Regions from separate parts of the Homo sapiens genome. Here region 1 is linked to region 2. The links are chromatin loops, found by intact Hi-C in ENCODE. Cell type or tissue: IMR-90. All regions are shown on one strand. Links, peaks and the distances in the headings refer to the core of each region. The heading gives the core; the rest is flanking DNA.

Evidence for each region. A loop is a pair of places that touch in the nucleus more often than their neighbours do. Peaks named below come from ENCODE experiments on the same cell type or tissue, not always from the same donor. Only the 100,000 strongest peaks of a DNase experiment are listed, where the experiment ranks them.
Region 1: a loop joins it to region 2, with 5 times the contacts of the local background. A loop is called at or near these places in 3 of 110 quality-filtered maps.

The regions. Positions count from the first base shown.
Region 1 is chr2:208,070,472-208,074,340 of GRCh38, forward strand. It overlaps LOC105373854 (a long non-coding RNA gene), which reads left to right. Exons shown (of 4, transcript XR_923815.3): 3 at 1,792-1,889. It overlaps LOC124905439 (small nucleolar RNA U13), which reads right to left and starts at 3,691; the gene lies at 3,590-3,691. In IMR-90, for the core only: a CTCF peak has its summit at 2,004 (motif pointing left); a DNase peak (open chromatin) is centred at 1,990.
Region 2 is chr2:207,486,386-207,490,254 of GRCh38, forward strand. No RefSeq gene overlaps it. Among named protein-coding and RNA genes, the nearest start is that of CREB1, 42 kb to the right of the region's middle. In IMR-90, for the core only: a CTCF peak has its summit at 1,783; a DNase peak (open chromatin) is centred at 1,726; H3K27ac peaks cover 182 bases.

The DNA of each region.
Region 1 (3,869 bases), core at 724-3,223, 580 kb after region 2:
GAGGTGGGGCTTGCAGTGAGCTGAGATCGTGCCACTGCACTCCAGCCTGGGCGACAGAACGAGACTTCATCTCAAAAAAAAAAAAAGAAAAAATTTATATTTTGTAAAGATGGTGTCTTACTATGTTGCCCAGGCTGGTCTCAAACTCCTGGCCTCAAGTGATCCTCCCAGCTCAGCCTCCCAAAGTGCTGGGATTCTAGTCATGAGGCACCTCCTCTGGCCTGTCTGCTTCCCTTTAAGGAAGCTTCTAGGAAGTCCCACTGAACATATCCGTTTACATCCCATTAGCCAGAAACATGGCCACATCCTGCTGCTAGTGAGGCTGAGAAATATGACTGATATACTGGGCAGGAAAGTTTCCAGCTAGGCCGCGCGCAGTGGCTCACACCTGTAATCCCAGCACTTTAGAAGGCCAAGGCAGGTGGATCACCTGAGACCACGAGTTCGAGATCACCCTGGCCAACATGGTGAAGCCCCGTTTCTACAAAAAATACAAAAATTAGCTGGGTATGGTGGCGCATGCCTGTAATCCCAGCTACTCGGGAGGTTGAGGCATGAAAATTGCTTGAACCCGGAAGGCGTAGGTTGCAGTGAGCTGAGATCATGCCACTGCACTCCAGCCTGGGCGACAGAGAGAGACTCTGTCTCCATCAAACAAACAAACAAACAAACAAACAAACAAAACCCAAAACATTTCCAGCCAAAGATCAGGGTTCTGTTTTGCATGTTGGGAAGGGCAGACAGGAATGAGTGGTCAAAGAGGTCTTTTCCTAGGAAGCAACAATTTGGAACTTGAATGATAAGAAGCCTCCAGTTAGATGATGGAAGCAGAATGTTTCAGGCAAGGGAAACAGCAAATGGAAAATGGCAATTTCATGGAAACAAGAAAGTCTGAAACATAATGAGAAGGAAAGGAGATTAGTCTGGGATAATAGATAATGGCTAGACCACACAGGCCTTTACCTGTCAGAGAATTGCTTTCATTTTTTAAAAAACTGAAAATTTTTAATTGCATTGGGATTTTTTTCTTTTTTTTGACTGAGTCTCACTCTATCACCCAGGGTGGAGTGCAGTGGCATGATCTCAGCTCACTGCAACTTCTGCCTCTTGGGTTCAAGTGATTCTCATGCCTCAGCCTCCTGCATAGTTGGGATTACAGGCGTGTGCCACCATGCCTGGCTAATTTTTGTAGTTGTAGTATAGATGAGGTTTCATCATAATGGCCAGGCTGGTCTCAAACTCCTGACCTCAGGTGATCTACCCACCTTGGCCTCCCAAAGTGCTGGGATTACAGGTATGAGCCACTGTACCCAGCCTGCAGTGGGAATTAATTTTAAAGGAAGGAAGTGACATGACTTAGAGTCTCGCTAGTGCTGATATATAGTAGATGTTAAAGAAATCTATCCTTAAGTACGCTGGAAATATCTTGGTTTTTAATCCTGATTACATCCCTAATCATTTAATGGGATGTGGGAAATTATTGATTGTTTTGCCTTATGTCTATAGGCAACATATAAAATTATATTTGTTCATCAGCTGCCTGAATAAAACCAATAATCCATGAGGTAGATCCACAGTAGCATGCTTTCCGTAGAGGATGTGGGGTACAGCAGATATGAGGCACTTGTGTGTTTGTGTGGAGGGGAGTACTAATAAATAAGAAAACGTCACATGTGTATGTATCTGTGCTTGAGGCAGCTCTTTGAGGATGTGTGCAAATCAAGAAAAGGGCTTTTATTTTGATTCCTTTAATTGTGCCTTATTAACTTTTTTTCTTTTTTCTTTATTAAGGTCAGTAGGCATTTGGTAGGAATCTGCATCAAACTGTTGGGCAATGGTAGACAGCAACATTGACGTCTGTAAATTTACACTTGGATTCTTAGTTTCTGGTGAGTAGTTTGTGCTCCTTCAACACTCAGTGAGAGATGATGATAAGCAAACCTTCAGCCTTCAGCTTTCCTGATGCAGTAGGAATTGCCACAAATGCCTGGCTGTGGTCGCCCTCTACTGGACGAATTAAGCCTAACGTTTAAAAGCCACCAGACCACTGTTCCCTTTATAATATCCTCTTCTGCCAAAGCCTACTCACCCTTTAGGTCTGAGAGAGGCCTCTCAGCATCCCCCCTTTCTCTCACCATCTCTGATATGTGTGTTCGTATGACTATTTGATTGACGTCTGTCTCCTCCCTTTCTGCATAGGCTGTAGTCTGCATGAGGGCAGGGACTCTGTTTGCCTCCGAGTGCCTGACACCATTCTTCAATAAATATGTGTTAAATGGATGAATAAAGGAGGAATGAAGGGCCCAAATGTCAAGAGTGAGCCTTTCACACTTCACTCTAGCTGACTGCAGCACGTAGGAGAAAATATAAATTCAAGGCATCTATCCTGCAAATTTTTTTCAAGCAACTTACGCTACTCTTAAAAACCCTGTTTATTAAAGTATTACATATATACAGAAAAGTGCACACATTGTAAGTGTCTAGTTCAATGAATTTTCAAAAACTGGTCACACCCCTGTAACCAGTACACAGATCAAGAAACAGAATGTCACCAGAAACCCAGAAACCCACCCGTGCCCTTGTGATTTTAACAGTATAGAGTTCTTTTGCATGTTTTTATATTTTATAAAAATGAAATCATACAATATGTACTTTTTTGCATCTGGCTTCTTTTCTTCTTTTTTTATTTTTTGTTTTTTTGTTTGTTTGTTTTGTTGTTTTTTTTTTTTTGAGACAGAGTCTCATTCTTGTCGCTGGAGTACAGTGGCATGATCTTGCTCACTGCACCCCCTGGGTTCAAGTGATTCTCATGCCTCAGCCTTCTGAATAGCTGGGACCACAGGCATGCATCACCACACCTGGCTAATTTTTGCATTTTTCTGTAGAGATGGGATTTCGCCATGTTTCCCAGGCTGGTCTTGAACTCATGAGCTCAAGTAATCGGCCTGCCTCAGCCTCCCAAAGTGCTGGGATTACAGGTGGGAGACACCACACCCAGCCTTGAAAACACATTTCAATATTTTGTTAAAGATGAGCAGAAAAGGGCCAGGAGCGGTGGCTCACACCTATAATCCCAGCACTTTGGGAGGCCAAGGTGGGCAGATCACGAGGTCAAGAGTTCAAGACCAGCCTGGTCAACATGGTGAAACCCCGTCTCTACTAAGAATACAAACATTAGCCAGGCATGGTAGCGTGTGCCTGTAATCCCAGCTGCTAGGGAGGCTGAGGCAGGAGAATCACTCGAACCCAGGAGGCGGAGGTTGCAGTGAGCTGAGATCGCGCCACTGCACTCAAGCCTGGGCAACAGAGCAAGACTCCGTCTCGAAAAAAAAAAGAAAAAAAGGTGAGCAGAAAAAGTTAATAGTGATTTTCCTTGGTAAAGCCTTAAGGTTTATACCAAAATCATAATCATAGAGCAGATGGCTGGAATAATACAAGATAAAGTTCACTCAACTTTAACAGTGCCTTCCCAGTATGGAAGGAATACAGAAGCTTCTTTCTCATGGGGAGGTGGTTGTGTTGAGGTGGCAAGGGCACTAAACTTATGATCAGAAGAACTAGGACTGAGTTTTGTTGTTGTTGTTGTTCAGGTTGGATGGGTAATGTGCCAGCGCTGTAACAAGGTTCAGAGGGAGGCACATATCACACTTAGGCACAAACACCAAATCATGCTCCTGAACTACAAAAGGAGTGAGTTTTACTTGGCCAGTTACCATTTCTGAGCTTCGGGTAGGTCATTCACTCTCTGAGTTTCATCTGTTAAAATGGACATGCCAATATCTGTCCCATAGAATTGTGTAGGGGAGGAAAAAAATATTTTTTCCTCTACTCTTTCTGATTCTTAGCACAAAAGATAGATTAACAAACTT
Region 2 (3,869 bases), core at 689-3,188:
ATCACTGCACTCCAGCCTGGGTGACAGAGTGAAACTCTGTCTCAAGAATAACAATAATAATAATAATAATTTTTAAAAAATAAAATAAATGGTACACAGAACTTGAATCTCTTACTGTTTGCTCACCACTGTTTTTGAGATGCATTCATGTTTACATGGCTGTAGTTAATTCATTTTTAGTTGCAGCATTCTATTATGTGAATTATATGTTTCTATTCATTGGTATTCTATTACTATTACCACTCATTATAGTCTTCAATTGTGGTCATCAATTACGTAACTATATCATAATTTGTTTCTTAATTCTCCTAAGGAACAGAATAAGTGGATGATAGAATATGAGCATTTTTAACTCTAAAGAGAAATTTAGTAACAATTAATAATCAAACCAATTTATACCATTTATACTCCTACTAACAGAGGTTGAGAGCTCCAGTGTTTCATCATCTCAGAAACACTTTTCACATCTTTGTCAAACTTTTCCATTTTTGCCCATGTGATGGAGGTAATATTTAATCTCATTTTTATCATGGTCTATATACACAGATTGAAAACATTTTCTTTTTTTTTTTTTTTTTTTTTTTTTTTGAGACGGAGTCTTGCTCTGTCACCCAGGCTGGAGTGCAGAGGCGCGATCTCGGCTCACTGCAAGCTCCGCCTCCCGGGTTCACGCCATTCTCCTGCCTCAGCCTCCAGAGTAGCTGGGACTATAGGCGCCCGCCACCACGCCCGGCTAATTTTTTGTATTTTTAGTAGAGATAGGGTTTCACCGTGTTAGCCAGGATAGTCTCGATCTCCTGACCTTGTGATCCGCCCACCTCGGTCTCCCAAAGTGCTGGGATTACAGGCGTGAGCCACCACGCCCGGCAAAAACATTTTTGCAAAAAGATCTTATAGGTCAGTGGTTCTCAAAATGTGTTCTGGGGACCTCTGAGATCTATACAGGTAGTCACTGAGGTCAAAACTATTTCATAATAATACCAAGATGTCATTTGCCTTTTTAACTCTCATTCTTTTACAAGTGTACGGTGGAGTATTCCAGAGGCTATCTGACTTGTGACATGTGATACTGCAACAGACTGAGTAGAGATGCAGATATGAGGATCCAGCTATCTTTTTATTAAGCCAGACACTGAGGAGATTTGCAAAAATGTAAAGCAATGCCACCAGAATTATTTTTGTTTTGGAAGAATTAACTATGTTTTATTTTTAAATCATGTTAACTATAATGGGTCTATTATTGTTCTTATAAGAATAAATACTTTTAATGTTTCAGTTTTAATTTCTTATGTGGTAAATATTACTAGATATACATATAAGCAAGAGCTCTTTGGGGTCCTCAATAATATTTTAAGAGTATAAAGGAGACCTTATGAGGCCAAAAAGTTGGAAAATTGCTGTTACAGGTCATACCCTTTTCTCATCATTCCTACTCAAATGAATGCCAGCTGACACTTAGAGGGTGCTGTGTGCAGATGGGGCATTGTGCTAAGTGCTCAAGGGTCACTTTTCCTTTAACCCTTATGATACTCTTGTAAGCAGGTGCTGTGATCAGCTGCACTTGAAGGACAGTAAGCTGAGGCTTGGGGCAGCTGGATAGAGTGCCGGGGACACACAGCCAGCAAGGGAAGCCATTCCAGCTACTGTCCTCCCATCCTCTCCAGTTTTCTTCTCTTAGTCATTCTCTGAGTCAGCCAGCTTGAAGCCATCTACGCTTCTTTGACTCATCCCTCTCCTTTTTTCTTGAAATGATCTACATTCCCTTCTGAAAGCAGCAGAGGGACTCAAGGTTTGGACGCTGGGTTCCTGGAGCTGCAGCCGCCAGTAAGTGTGGCGAGGTCCCAGGCTTCCAGGCAATAGAGCAGGGAGCCAAGGGGGATGTGCAAGAGGAAACCCAGGAAACAGACCCTCCAAAAGGGCAAAACAAAGGGGGAAAACATATTTGGTAGTCAGGTTCTAGAAGGAACGATTGCTGAGGCCCTGGAAAGGTAGATCCCTTTCTTCCGGGATCAGGCCCACGAGACGGGCGGAAATATTAATCATACTCCTCAATCTCTATTCCCACTCACTTACTTCATTCGGCAAATACAATGGTGTGATAAGTGGGCAGTGATGGGGTAATAATAACAATAACATTTATTGGGCACTTACTATGGGAAAGTGACTATTTTAAATACTTCGTGGATATTAACTCATTTAATCCTCATCTGAATCCAGTGAAGTAAGTACTTGTCTTACACGTGGAAAAACTGAGGCACAGAAAAGAAACATCAGAGTGTAAGGGAGTGAGCAGGAGAGGCCCTTAACTTGCCCCTGGGGGAAAAGGTGATGAAGAAAAGCTTCTCAGATATGGCACATGTATTCGTTTCCTATCGGTGCTGTAGCAAATTACCAGAAACTTAGTTATTTATTACATTTTTTCATAGGTGGTTTTCAATGGCCTACAGAAACTTAGTTATTTAAAACAACATTTATTGTTACAGATTTATTATCTGACAGCTCTGGAGGTCAGAAGTCTGAAGTGGACTTCACTGGGCCAAAATCAAGGTTGTTGGCAGGGCCGTGCTTTCTCTGGAAACTCTAGAGGACAATCTGTGTCCTTGCTTTTCTGGTTTCTAGAGATTACCTACATTCTTTTGGTTCATGACTCCTTCCTCTAGCTTCAAAGCCAGTAGCATAGCATTGCCTCTCTCACTTTGTTTTTTTGTTTTTGAGACAGGGTCTCACTCTGTCACTTAGGCCAGAATGCAGTGGCACAATCTTGACTCACTGCAACCTCCAACCCCCAGGCTCAAGCAACACTCCCATCTCAGCCTCCCGAGAGGCTGGGACTACAGGCGCCACTACTGGTACTTTTTGTATTTTTTTTTTTTGTGGAGATGGGGTTTCGCCATGTTGCCCAGGCTGGTCTTGAACTCCTGGACTGCAGTGATCCTCCTGCCTCAGCCTCCCAAAGTGCTGGGCTTACAGACATGAGCCACGGCACCCGGCCAGCATTCCCTCCCTGATATCTGTGTCTGGCCTTAAATCTCCTCCCTCCCTCCAGTGCAATGCCTCCCTCTGATAAGAACCCTTGTGATTACATGGGTCCCACCTGGACAATCCAAGCTATTTGCTCATCTCAAGATCCTTAACTTGAACACATTTGCAAAGTCCTTTTTGCCATGTTAGGTAACACATTCACTGGTTCTGGGGATTAGGATGTGGACATCCTGGGTTGCGGGGGGGCATTATTCAGTCATTTAACTAATCCTGGCTGATATTTATTGAAAGTCTACCATGTGCACTCTTCTAGGCACTAGGGAGGTAGTGATAAATAAGATCCGAAGACTGCCTAGGAGTCAACCAGGTGAAACAGGATGAGGGAAAATGTGCTCTAGGCAGAAAGAACAGTATAGACCCAGAGAGGGAAGAGAGCAGCTCCCTCCAGAACATGGGGTTCAGCCTGTCTATTAAGCATTGGCTATCCCTGGCTGCTTATTAGGAACTGCTGGGGAGATTCTTTACCAAAGCTTCCTCTGCCCCCGTCCCTGTCCCCAAGTTCTGACATCAGAGATGGGACCTGGGCATCTATCTGGTATTCTAACATGCAGCCAGGAGAAAAATCATTGGTCAGCAGAGTGGCATGAAAGGACACAGGTGCCTAAGGCTGGGCATGGTGGCTCACACTTGTAATCCCAGCACTTTGGGAGGCCAAGAAGGGCAGATCACTTGAGGCCAGGAGTTCAAGACCAGCCTGGGCAACACAGCGAAACCCCGTCTCTACTAAAAATACAAAAATTAGCCAGGCATGGTGCCGCATACCTGCAGTCCCAGCTACTCAGGAGGTTGAGGCACGAAAATCGCTTGAACCTCAGGAGGCGCAGGTT